Linked DNA regions of Mus musculus: all the other regions are linked to region 3. A link is a loop called in an ENCODE intact Hi-C map of the cell type or tissue named here. Cell type or tissue: heart. All regions are shown on one strand. Links, peaks and the distances in the headings refer to the core of each region. The heading gives the core; the rest is flanking DNA.

The links. Hi-C counts contacts between places; a loop is a spot of excess contacts. Peaks named below come from ENCODE experiments on the same cell type or tissue, not always from the same donor. Only the 100,000 strongest peaks of a DNase experiment are listed, where the experiment ranks them.
Region 1: it touches region 3 in a loop (2.8-fold over the local background); 11 of 42 quality-filtered maps call a loop at or near these places.
Region 2: it touches region 3 in a loop (2.1-fold over the local background); 11 of 42 quality-filtered maps call a loop at or near these places.

What each region holds. Positions count from the first base shown.
Region 1 is chr9:56,210,917-56,215,360 of GRCm38, reverse strand. All of the region lies in intron 6 of Peak1 (pseudopodium-enriched atypical kinase 1), which reads left to right. Among named protein-coding and RNA genes, the nearest start is that of Peak1os, 28 kb to the left of the region's middle. In heart, for the core only: a CTCF peak has its summit at 1,831 (motif pointing left); DNase peaks (open chromatin) are centred at 1,290 and 1,780; H3K27ac peaks cover 786 bases.
Region 2 is chr9:56,322,444-56,326,887 of GRCm38, reverse strand. All of the region lies in intron 2 of Peak1 (pseudopodium-enriched atypical kinase 1), which reads left to right. Peak1os (a long non-coding RNA gene) reads right to left here. Exons shown (of 6, transcript XR_003948326.1): 6 at 1,746-2,260. Among named protein-coding and RNA genes, the nearest start is that of Peak1os, 83 kb to the right of the region's middle. In heart, for the core only: no CTCF peak of the experiment used is centred there; a DNase peak (open chromatin) is centred at 2,077; H3K27ac peaks cover 402 bases.
Region 3 is chr9:56,262,445-56,266,888 of GRCm38, reverse strand. All of the region lies in intron 3 of Peak1 (pseudopodium-enriched atypical kinase 1), which reads left to right. Peak1os (a long non-coding RNA gene) reads right to left here. Exons shown (of 6, transcript XR_003948326.1): 5 at 1-315. Among named protein-coding and RNA genes, the nearest start is that of Peak1os, 23 kb to the right of the region's middle. In heart, for the core only: a CTCF peak has its summit at 2,030 (motif pointing left); a DNase peak (open chromatin) is centred at 1,198; H3K27ac peaks cover 127 bases.

The DNA.
Region 1 (4,444 bases), core at 752-3,251, 51 kb after region 3:
TATAGGTAAATTAAACATGTTCTGTGTGCCTTGTTCTCTGTTAGGCCCTGAGATACAAGTGTCTGTTCTTAAAGTGGACCCAAAAAATCAGCCAACTATAGTAAGAAAGATGTCCAGACAGAAAGGGTACAACAGGCATGGAAGACTGGCTACAGACAGACAGACCACCATGGTAGGAATGAATGGAAAAGGAGCAGGAAATACAGTTGTGAAAAGAGACTGCTAGGTTATCTAAATAGGTATGTTATAGCATATTTTTAAAGATGCCTTTGCTCCCTGTGAAAGTTATTTTTAAGGGAATTCATAGGAGAAGCAAGGAGTCCCATTGGAAAACCTTTGTGGTAGTCTAGGAAGGCAGTAATGGTAACAGTAGAAGTGAAGAAAGGACAATTTGGAAGATATTTAGGAATAAAATCAGTAGGAGCTGTAAATCAGTTGGACATAGGGAGTAAAGATGGGAAAGAAGTCCAGAGTGAACTTGATGTTGGAAAACAGGAAACAGAGCCAGGTAATGGAGCCATTCACCAGGAACAGAGAAGGCCAGAGAGTGAGGGTGCAAAGGGCTCAGGTTTGATTGTACTGGATATTAGGAATTCACAGGATAAGGCAACACAAATTATTCAGCCAGTGTTTACAGTGTGAGAGTCAGAGACATAAATGTGGTTTACAAATGCAGGTATGTGGTCAGCAGTGGAACAGAATGTCGAGTGAACACTAGCAGTTCAAGCCACCTTTGGGACAAAGAATCAAGAGATAGTAAGTGACCAGCTTACATATCATACTCATGCCACTCCCATCCCCCTTGTCTCTGTTTCTTATCTTAAATTCAAAGGGCAGCAGGCTGGAAGGTCTACTTTACAGGTAGCAGACAGTGAGGGCATTCTGGAAGGGTCAGTAATGATAGCCGTGTGCTGTCTTTTCCTTCCCAGCTGCTCATACTGTGGCTTTGCAGTCATGGCCCCCTACAGTCTACTTTATACAAGTTAGCTGTCTGGGTTGACATTCTTATTACAAACATAAATGCTTTATAATGACAAATTTGCCTCAAAGGTATGCAGAGCAGTTGCCATGAGCAACACATAAAATGAGCCCCTGAACGAAATGAATGTTTGGAATTAAACTTTTCAGATTGTGTGTGAGGAGCCATTGTCCAGCTCAGATCCCCTGCTGGGACCAGGCTGTGTACATATTGTGTGTTTGACCCGGGTTTTAGAAGGTCTTGAGAGAGGGTAATCTGACCCTGATTCTGGCTTTGTTTTTTTGTTTTTCCATTTCCCAGCAGATAACTCGTCAGTGGTTAAAGTGTCCCCACCCTGTATTTGGAAATCTTGTCAGATGGCTTTCATCCGACAAGCGGTGGCCAGTGCTGTAGAAGCATCAGCCATGCTGGTCTGCTTAGTTAATAGCAACAAGATACTGCTCCTCCCGTGTGTATTTTGCCAACTCAAATATGTACCCATTTTCCCTTCAAGCCCCTGCTTTTGCAACTGTACATTATGTCGTGTAGAGATCAGCTAGCTACCCATTGTAATGGTCCCCTGATCCTTCTTGGGAGGAGGGATCAAGCTGACATGCCCGGTGAGCTGGTGAGCATGAAACCCCTGCACCCAGGGAGGACTCCTAGCCAGCTTCTACTCTTCTCATCTGGTGCTCCCTTTACTGAGTGAACTCGGCATCGCTAACGCTGATGATTCAGAGACAGAGACAGACAGGCAGGCAGGCAGACAGACAGACAGACCATGGTATATTTTTCCCACATTCAGCAGCTAGATTTTGTTCTGCTGCAATGTGTTCTGTGCTTGGATGCTGATATTGTAGCTCCCTCTAGTGTCTCTGGGGTGCAGTCCCTCAGTTCTTCAGTTGGAGAGACTGTAGACAAACACAGAATCTGCCCAAATTGGCAGCATTTTAAAAAGGCTTTCCCATAGTTTTCTCTTGTTAGGAATGTGAAATTTTCCTCATTCTGCTGTTGGTTCAGAGCGTGGGAGATGGGACCAGGATCCCTGTGGGAATAGTTCTTCTGAGGGCTCCTTGAGATGCCCCTGTTTAAGCCAGCTAGCCTTATAAGGAAAGAGTGGGAATTCTGTTCAAAAGAGATTGATGAAAACGTGAAGCTGAAAAGTTTATGTTGATCCCAAGTAGAGAAAATATTAGGTAAAGGAATTTAAAAAAAAAAAAACTGGCAGTAAAAACTTTGTCCATTTATTCTGGAAAGAGTGGTTTGTTCTCCAGAATAACTTTTGGGCTAGAAATTTATCATCTGAAGTCAGATCATTTTGAGGTATTTTTCTAATCTAAAGGAGTCAAGTTATTAATATTTGAAAAATGGCTACTATGTAGTACATAGAATAATATAATATTCCTGCCTAAATTAACATCATTGCAGCCTCTATAATAAAGATTTATGAGCTACCTATCATGTGAAATCCTATTATGGAAATCTCCACAAGTCCATGTTTGGGTTGTAACCGGCTTCACGGTTATAAACCAATTAAAAGCACAGTGCCTCTCCTCTCTCTTCTGCTCTTTCTTCTCTCGTTTTCATTTGCCCTTAAACCAGATTGACCCATTATTCTTCAGCCTGTCTGTGTAAATACAGAGATAAGGAAGTGCTACCTACTCAGCTTGCTCTCTGGGCAGGCCATTTTCCTCCCAAGCATCCAAAATAGTGGAACAATTTATCACTTCTTCTGTGTAAGTCACTCCAACCCTTTATCTCAAGTTGATCTATGAAGCCAAACATAAATTCTAGTTGTAGAATCCATGTTCTTATCTACTCCCAAAACTTTGGAAGACTTTATAAAAATATGTATGACTGCCTCTGTGTGTACATGCAGATAAATTTAAATATCACAGGATAGGCTATCTCCTTTACATTTGATCTTGAACCACCTAATGGTGAAGTTTTTCTTTTTCTTTTTCTTTTTTCAGTGTAAATTGGCATAGTAAAAAGTAAAAATTTAGTTAAACCATTTTTTCTTAGAACTAGGATGGCTTCCTTGGACTAGAACATAATGCTGATCTTGGCATCGATGGTGGTGACCTTAGCTAGGTGTAGTGACCACAGGTGTATGTAATCCCAGGAATTACATATGTAGCTATATGTAATCTCTAAGGAAGGAGTACTTCAAGTTTGAGATCAGTCTGAGCTCCATAGTGAGTTCCAGGCCAGACTGGATCCTTCATAGGACACTATCTGAAAAAAAAAAAAAAAAAAAAAAAAAAAAAACAAGAAAACCTTTACTGTTAGCTGTCCTCCCTCGGACCAGCAGTCAGCGAGCCCCGCTGCTGTGGCAGGTAGCTCTCAGAACCTAAAGGAGAAGGGACCTGGACATTTGCACACATCCTACAAACAGTGTAATTTTTTTTTTACCTTGTCCTCTTTGAAAAACTATATTCTGTATGAGTGCATCCTTTTTAACATTTCCAAGTGATCTGATTGGCTATCAGCATTACATTTGTGTATCTCAGTCGTGTGTAGATGTCCTCAGTATACTTGATCCCATTTCATCTCTCCAGCTGCCTGTGAGGTAAGGTTTCCATATTCTTTCTGTTGTTTGCTTTATGAGGCAGGCTGAGACCCAGAGGAACTGAATGAGCATGCCCAAGGATACTCAGCTATTGGCAAGGCTAAATCCCAGACCTAAGTCCTTGGGAGTGTCCTTTCTGTAACATGTCAACTGAGTTTAATTTTCAGTCTCATTCAACCAAGCTCAATGATATTTGATAGACGTTTCAAAGACTGAAGAGTTGGGACCCTGGAACCTCCATTTCAGCAGGCAATATGATACTGAGCAAATTATAAACTGCCAATGAGTTTAATGGCACCTGTGCCAGATCCAAGCCCCATACAACTAAGTTATGGCTCGTATAGGATTTTAAATACCCAGTGACACATAAACATGAAGCATTGCCATCAGTGCATTATAGAAGGAATGCCTGTGATTGATGAGAATACAGGATATAGTGCACTGCGTGTGCTCCGGACTTGGAGGGCTTTCCAAAGATAGGATTTTCTGAAAGATGGATGTTTGGACTTGAACTCCGCCCGAGGACATCTATTTCAAGATGTGAAGTTTGCTTTTAAAATAAATATAAAGCATTTTTTAAACTGATTAGGTAAGTATGTGGCAGAAAACTTGAAAGAGCTTGTTTTCGCCTATTTCAGTACATACATGTGGACTTATTTCCATACATGGACCAGTGCGATCAAGTCTCTAATTGTAATAAGCATAGGCTATGAGCAAGAGATGCTCTTTTCCCCCGAGGCTCCAGGGCCTTTTTTCTTTCATTTTTAATATCTTTATGAATAGACATCAGTGCATGCTGCTTCTCTAAGCTGGAGTTCCTTCTGCATCTCCCAAGAGAATTGCAGTTTTCTTTTTAAGTAAAATGAATAAAATAATTTTTTAAAAAAACTTGCTCTTTTCCATATCACTGTAGC
Region 2 (4,444 bases), core at 752-3,251, 60 kb before region 3:
AGAAACGCCTTGGTCATCCTAAAGGCGCTGCGCTGCTGTGGACCAGTGTTGAGTGATGCTCTGTGTTGAGCGATGCTCAGTGTTCAGTGATGCTCAGCTTTCTCAGATCTCCCTCCTGTGTGTTTGGAACACTTGTTCTTTTAGTTCATGGGAATCTGGTGTCTTCTGCAGTGCTGGCATCTGCCCATGGTTTCTGACAGCTTTTGCTTCACTCATTTTGTACCTCTGGCGTGCACACTTAGGATTTCCCCACTTTTTGAATAAATTCTCTTGTAGACTCTAAAATGCCCTTCAATCTCTGACAATAAGTCTTCTACTGTACTTTATATAAATGGGGCTGTTCCATATTAACATTAAAGGGTTTTTGTCTTTCTAATTTAAACCTGTTGCCTTATTTTTGTGTGTGTGTTGAGGGGGGTCAAGGGGAATAATATATGTTTGGATCTTAAACATTTTATGTCTTAATTATTTACTTGGAGATTTTGTTGTTGTTTTGTTTTGAGACATGATCTTGCTATGTAGCCCAGGCAAGCCCAAACTCAAAATTCTATGTCCCATTCCTCTTACATGGGTCACCATGACCCAGTTATAAAGTGGGCCCTATACATTGAAGATTTAGAGCAAGACATGTACAGCTGTGGTAGTAGAGCACTTGCTTAGCATGTACAAGGCTGTGGATTTAGTCCTAGCTCGATATGGAAGATAATTTATGTTTAATATATTAATAGGTTTTGTATTGAATCTGTCCCCTCACTAGTTTGTTCTCTGTTACTCATCCCTTCAAAGTAATCATGCTGTTAGATTCTGTTTAGTTTCTTTTCTTGGTTCATTTGGGCCACCATCAGTTTATTTTCGAGTCTATGTCCTTGGCTTTTGTTGTTTTAGTTCTTGCTCTATGAATGTAATACATCTCTTTTCTTAGAACGGCATCACATCGTGCCTCATAAGATGTGGTTTTTACAAGAGTGGTTTTTTTCCACTATGTCAGTTTTTGGTTTTTCTTTTGATTTTTGGTGTGTGTGTGTACACGTAACAAGTATGATACACTTGTTAAGATCGAAAAGCAAGTTTGTGAAGTAACTTTGTGGAGTCCTCTATCATGTGAGTCCTGGCCATCAAATCTTCAAGCTTGGTGGCAAGTGCCTTCACTCCCTAAGCCATCTCTCTAGCCTACCCTTAAATTTTTTTTCCTCCCCTCTTGCTCTCTGCACTTCCCTTTAGGTAAATTTTGTTGCTCTGTCTGTAAGTTCACCAATGCCTCTTTTCTTCAGAATATAAACTATTCTTTGTCTATTCCACGCAATTTCCTCTTAAATCTTAAATTTTTATTTGTCCATTTTGTTTTGAAAATCCTCAAATTCACTTACACTCACCGTGTTCCTGTTTTCATTCATATCCTGGACCATTCGAAGAATAGAATTAAAGAATCACTTTATATGTTTGTTGCCTGCTAATTGTCTCATTTCTTAGTGTCTCTAGATGGATATTTTCCTGGTTATGAATTACAGTTTTACTGCCTCTTAAAATATCCAGTAGTTTCATTAAATGACAGATAGCTGTGAATTTTCTATTCCTATTAAATTTTGTTTCTTTAAAGAACATTGGACTTTCCCTAAAAGACAACTTGCTAATTGCATACTAATTTGTTGCCTTCTAGCCTAAGCTCAGATGACTTCCATACAAGTTCAGAGTAGTCCCCCCCCCCCTCCCCCAAGGCTGTGATGTGTCTGTGATGTGGCCCATCTGTGGTCCTCCTGGTTGGTTTGTATATTCAGTAAGGTTTTTCCCTTCATGCTAGAGAGAATTTGTTAATTTTCTGCTCAGTGTCAGCTTTGAGAATCATTTATGTTTTTATTCCTTGTTAACTTTATTTCCTCGGACTTTCATCCTTTCGGGAAATGCTACCGTTGCATACAAGTGTTCGTATAGCTGACACTCAGGAACCCGGTCCCGATTCTAGGAAACCCGTTCGCCCTCTCAGCAGCTCTGCTGTGTGATCTTCAGCCACACCGGTCTCCTCCAGTGTTCTGCTCAAGTTGACAGGATTGCAAGGCTCTGTTTGGTTCTTACTGCGTTGCAGTGGAAACCGCTTTTTGCCGGAGAGGGAAGCTCTTTCTTCCTTCTCTGTAGTCCTGGTCCCCACGCCTGAGTCTGAAATGGTCTTTTCCTGTTTTCTTTACCATGTGGTTCTTGTTTGCAGTGGGAGGATCATTCCAGACGTGTTTACTCCCTCGTGGTCAAAAGCAGATGTGGAATCATTCTAGAACGAGTTATAACACCTTTGCAAAATTCCAAAACTCTCAGATTCCAAAGCTATTTTTAATCACTATTGTTATGAATAATCTTGTTTCTACTGTGGAAATGTTATTTACATTTCAACTCAAAAAGCCCATTACAACTTTAAATCAGAACTGGTCAGAAGACAATGATGTGTCATACCTAACAAATTTTATAACTCAACAAAAAAGGGTTTTTTTTTTTTTTTAGTATAAAACTGACTTCATATTATTGGATAATAACTGTAAATATAAAAATACTATTTAACGTTTCCTTACAAGTATAAAGGAATAAAGTAGCAGTGGGTAATGACCTAAAATAAACTATTTGACCTAGAGTTTATTTAATTTTTTTTCACATAATATATTTTGATCATGTTTCTCCCTCCTCCCATACTCTGCCCAGCTCCCTACCCACCCAAACCTATCTTCTCGTCATCTCTGTCTCTTACTCTCACTCTATCCAAAGAACAAAAAGAAATAAAACAAACAAAAAAAGCCTACCGAGAAACGCCCATTAAGGCCGTTAGCATTTTAAACCGTATTTCCTCTTACATTGGAGGATAGTGATACTGAACTGAACTTAGATTGTGTCAGGAGTTGGAAAACATTAATTATAAAGGGAGACTTTGCAGGCAGTCAGCTTACTATGCTCTGGTCGCTACTTACCCATGCCCTTATATAGTTCAAAAGCAACCGGAGATGATACATAAACAAAAGAACTGGAAACCTTATTTTTAGATAATGAACTTTAAATCTCATATAATTTTTATGCTCAAAATACTCTCCTTTTGATTTTTTCAATTGTTTTAAAATATAAAAACTATTTTTAGCTTGTAGACTATAAATAAGCAGGTGACAAGTTTGGCTTGGCTCCTAGCTCATGGCTTTGACTATGCCTGCTCTGTCTAACTATATTTTCCAGTGAGATGTTGGATTCCCAGGAGATTGATGCGTTGTACTTCAGTTGTGATATTTTTACTTAAAACTATCCCCTATTATTAAGTTTAATAATAAAGCAAACATGTTTGGGCCTATAGGACTTTTGAGAGAGACTGTAGTACAGAGGTTATGTTAGGAGCTGGACACGATGGCATGTGTCTGTATTCTCAGTTACTCAGGCTGAGCTGTGGAGTTTGATATCAACCTGAGCAGCATAGTGAGTCACTCAGTGTCTGTCTGTCCCTCTTTCTCCCTGTCTCTTGTCCCTCTCAATAGCTGTCTTTTGCCACTTTGTGGGGTCTTCTTTCTTCCACTATTCTCCACCCTTTCAATTCCTAACACTAGGTTGGAGAGAAAGAGATTCTTAAATCTAATTTCTTTCTTTTTGTTTCTTCTTCGACCATGACTACTACCAAACAGCAACCAACCCTCCCAAATGACCAACTTTGACCAGCCCTGCTTCTCTGGGGCCCTGGCCTTTATATACCTTATGAAAAATCCCCAGAATTCCAAATGCCACATATTGCAGAAGCTATCTGCAATTATTTGCAATATTAATGTTGCAAAACCATGCCTCTGTTAGAGCACAAGACAGTTCATAGTCAGCTGCTAGGGACACTGAAGCAGCACATCCCACACCTGGGATTACAGTGTAAACCTATTATAATAGTTCTGTCTTTTTTTAAAGAAACCAAAATTCTGTCTTTGTCTCTCTGTCTGTCTCTATCTCCCTGACACATACTCCCTCTTTCATATACACGCATGTATGCACGCATGGTGGCAGAGGCATCTGGCATCCTCTGTTAGGAAGAAAAGAGAGGCAAATTCTGTTGTTCAATTCACTTTTGGTCCCAGTCCTTAAATTGATGGCACAGTTATTTAGAGTAGGTCTTCCCAGCACAGTTAACCCAGTCTAGAAATTTCCTTATAGGCTTGTCTCCTAGGTGAATCTAGATCTGTCAGGTTGACATGACAGTCACTGTTATCCATCACAGTTATTTTGTGATGAAGTTGACTTTGTTTTAATAAACAAAAGGTTCTGAGTTCGAGGCCAGCCTGGTCTACAAAGTGAGTTCCAGGACAGCCTGGGCTATACAGAGAAACCCTGTCTCGAAAACACCAAAAAAAAAAAAAAAAAAAAAAAAAAAATGGAAAAGAAAAGATTTTAAACTTCATATCAATTCCACTTACAAGATTCTGGATTTTCTAATCCCTAGTTTTCAATC
Region 3 (4,444 bases), core at 959-3,458:
TGTAATAGAGCTTTAAGATATGCAAATTAAGCATGCTTTGCTTTGCTCTGTTCTTGAATTAATAGAACATCATATCTTAAGAGTTTGCCTATTCTTGTAGCCAGGAAAGTGATATTATTATTATCACCGTAGCCGTCGTCATCATCATCATCATGCTATCTCCAGAAGAGCCTTCTCATAGAGTTTCTATTTGTGATCCACAGTGAAACTGTCTTTTATCTCCTGCAAGCATCTTCCTGCAGCTTTGCTTCCACTTCCTCTCTACCCTTTTAGTCATGTACTGAAGGTCTTGGCATGTCAGGTCAGCATTTTTCACTGTGGAAAAAGGAAAAGTTGGGAACAATGACGTGGGATATTTGTCACATTTTCCTTTGCTTTTTAAAAAAATATATAAGTGAATCACAAATTCCATTACAAATCCTAATGAAAACCTTGCTTTATAAATTTGACGTTGGAATCATAGAGACTGGCTACTGTGGGATGCCATGTGGCCTAGCGCCTCCAAGTGTGTCCTTAAAAGCCTGTGGACAGCAGTGAGGATTCTTGGCTCTGCCACTGTGGAAATGAGGCAGATTTTATGGGGAGAGCTAATGGCCTTCAGGAGTCAAAGTATTGGGGGAGGACCTTAGCAGTCTATTCCCATACTCCTTTATGATGGTCGGGCTTTCCTTTGGTTACCTTTAAGGAGTACTGTGTGAGGAGTTTAATAGACCCCCTACCCAGTCCCTCTTTAAGGACAGGAACTGCATCCCTCTTAGCAAGCGCAGATGCTGACAGTTTAGTCCAAGATTGAAATCCAGGGAGAATTGGTTGTTTTGTGTCAAATCTACTTGAAACAGTTGGGCAAGAAGCACACTAATTATAGCCATTGTTGAGCAGCAGAGAGCAAAGAGCAGCAGTAGGTTCTCAGAAGGCCTTCATGACTCAAGATGAAATCAGCTACTCTAGAATAGCTCTATCTATAGCTCGAGGGGTTTCATCCTGGAAGTTATGAAATAGAATTTTAGATCATGGGGTAAATCCTGGCTAGCTTCTGGAGGCAGCTTCAGCCATTAAAATTTCCCATCAACCATTTCATCTGTAGGATTTGCTTTAGGGTTCTAAGAATGTGGTTTGGTTTGAGCCTGCGCTGGTCTCATGTGCTGGTCTCTGTAAGTTCAAATGTGTATCAGTCCTGCTGTGTCTGGACACTGTTTCCTTTGAGTCATCCCAGCGATGACAGGAAGTGGACGCAAGTCTCACCCCTAACTAAGATGCTATTTGCAGTTGATACTGGCTAGGAAAGGGAAATCAGTTTTCTCCAGCAGAGTGTTTTGGGATGTATCAACCACACTCCAAGGAAGTCAGTGTAAAACAGGCTCCATGGGACTTGGAGTTTTTAAGGGGGTGCTATTTAGAGTTTGTTTTGTCTTATTAGTTTTTTGTGTTTTATTTGATTTTCATTTTTGTTTTGTTTTTGGAAAGGGGGAGTGGGAGAAAATATCAGGTTGGGTAGGTAGGGGTCTGGGGTGAATTTGGGGAAAGGGAAAACATGATCAAAATTATGAAAAATTTTAAATAAAAGATTATAAAGAATATATAAGCAAATGAGCTTTAAAAAAAAAAACCAAGCATTACATTTTGATACTCCTTATCAGACCTGCTCTGGCAAATTCGTAGAGCGTGTCAGAGCAGGTCGCTGTGTCTGTATGCACATGCTGCAGGAGACACTTTTATTTCTTAATGTCTCAACTTAAGTTCGGTGACTCAAGTTTCCTGTTTGGACAGTGCTGTCAACGAGAGGGCACGAGAAGGGAAAGCTGTAGGTATTATCAATTGCCCTTAAGTGATTCTGCAAAGGCAGGAAAGCCAGAAGACCCGGCCTCGGATAGACCTGCATTGGGTATAGCTTCCTTCTCTAAGGGCCTGCATTAAGTTAAAATAGTTTTGACAGCATCTTTAACTGAACATCTTTGTCTCCAAACATAATTAGTGTTTAAAGCGGAAGGCATCAAAGTCCAGGTTTTGTGGCTTAGACAGCAGCTCCATCTGGTGCTTACTGGAGGTGTGTGCTCCTTTCATCTCCGGGTTCCAAGCAGCATAGATACAGATGTGCACAGGCCTTTCAAAGGAACGGCCACACTAAAACTGGCTTCTAGCGATGACGTGAGTTAACTGGTCTTGATGAACCTCATTTGGCAGTTTTGTTAATGTGGTTGTTGCTGATCAATTCAAAAGCCATCATTTGGTTTAACTAACATACTCAGATGGAAATAATTTTTCATATTTATTAATCTTGGAGAAAAATAAAGCACATACTACTTACAAAGAAAACCTGTAGTACCTTACGAGGAATAGGTCAGCTTGGTTAACAAGCTATTAGGCAGGATGTCTTCCTCTTTTCTGTTCAGTGTCATATGATGCTTAGTATACAGGATGTGGTTTTTAAAAAAGAAAACTTGCTGACTCGAAGGAAATGCCTCAAGTTGCTAGTAGAAATTAATTCTGAATAATAGGTTTACACAATTTTTCTGCATTCATTGTATTCCATGTTTGCATTGGGGTTTTTTATTTCTTCAAGAAGACTATACTACAAAAAAGGGGCAAGGCTAACAAAAGTAAATTAGCAATTTTAAACATATGCTAGGCCCAGCAAATGGCTAAGCAGGTAAATTTGCTTATGCTAAGCCTAACAACTTGATACAGTCACTGGAACCTGCATGGGTGAGAAGAAAAACTGACTTCTGCAGGTTATCCTCTGACCTCCGCAGACATAAACACATACATCAAATAAATACATTTTGTAGACGAAACATACATAGTATAGCCCTAGTCTCAGTTCTGGTCTCACATTTACTGTAAATGTAGGAGAATTACTTTCTTTTCTGGTCTTCAGAACCCCTGGTTCATCAAACAACAGAAACAAAATGAGAGCTTCGTCAGTTTTAACATTCTCAGATTTGAATTGTGCTCTCTTTCCCTGCCTTTTCTGCCTCTCTTATTCTTCTCTGTCTTCCCCCCACTATCACCATACAACATTATCTACTTTCTCCTATATTAAAATCAAGAAGTCCTTTTTGAATCTAACTCTTCCTACCCAAATCTTTTCCAAAGAGTCATCTGCCAGTGTCCTGCCACTTTGCTGTCCAGCCCACCAGTCTGAATTCCATCCTCACTGCTACACCAGAACACAGAGAGGCCAGCCTACGCTTGTTCTGCCAAGTGTACTGGGACACATAGGCCCTCATTTCCCAGTACCCCTGAGCAGCATAGGAAATAGCTGTCTGCTCTTCTGGCGTCCGCCTCATCGTTACCTTGAATGTAGCTTTTATTTGCCCTTTTTTCTGAGAGAAAGGGGTAGTTATGTCTTCTCCCTGGTTCACCCCCAGCATGTTCTCTACCATCCCCATGCTCTTCCTAGCCTAGAAAATACCCCCAAGCACTTGAGAGGCACACAGTTCTCTCCTGTGTTCTAGATTGGTGAAAATCAACAGCCTACTCTGTTGTATGTGGGCTCACAGAGCATGCTCTGATCATCTTCCCTGCAGAAGTTATGCCATCTCCAGTATTCCTATCTTGGTAAATATCCTTGCACATTGTTGGAATAAACTCCACCTCAGCACCTCTTAACTCTCTCCAAAGTCCAGTCATTCTTTGAGATAAGTTTCCCTGCCTTGCCTGATACGATGCCACACCCTAGGGCAGATTCTCATTAGATCTTAGCATGCCTGTAGCAGCCCTTGAAACATTTTCTTGCCTTTTATTCTTCCTTCCAAGGTCTATTTTCTGTCCAGCCCAAACTGTCTTTTGTAGCTCAGGTTTATTGAAGTTTAATTTGCATATAATAAAATTCATCCTTTTTAGTGTTCAATTTATGAGTTTTGACAAATATGTGCAGTTGTGTATGATTGGCTCCAGTTTTTGTCTGTAAATCTCTGTATACTGGTTTTGGTATAAGTAGACATTTTTATTGTTTCTAGTAAATATCGAAGAATGAGATTGTTAGGTATCAAAGCAAATTTATGTTTAACTTTATAAGAAGCTGCCAGACTGTTTTCCAAATTAACTGAACCATCCAAGTCCTCACAAGTGTGCCACATGCTCAACTTCACAAACATACACTCACTGATTGTCCCAGGAAGTTCACACCGTGGGTCTCACTTGCTTTTCTATATGACAAGCAGCATTTAGTGTCAGATAGCTATAAGATATATATGCATATATGTGTGTGTATATGTGTGTATGTGTGTATACATACACACACACACACATACACACGCACTGTATATGAACACAGTATGTGGCAGTATATCTACTAAAATCCATCATTTGTTTTGCATTCACACTCCCAAAGCCCATCTGTTTTGAAAGTGTTTTTACTTTAGGTAAAAAATCCCCTTTTTCATGTGTGTGTGTGTGTCCATGCGTATACTGAAGCCAGAGCATTGTGTGTGCTAGGCAACCA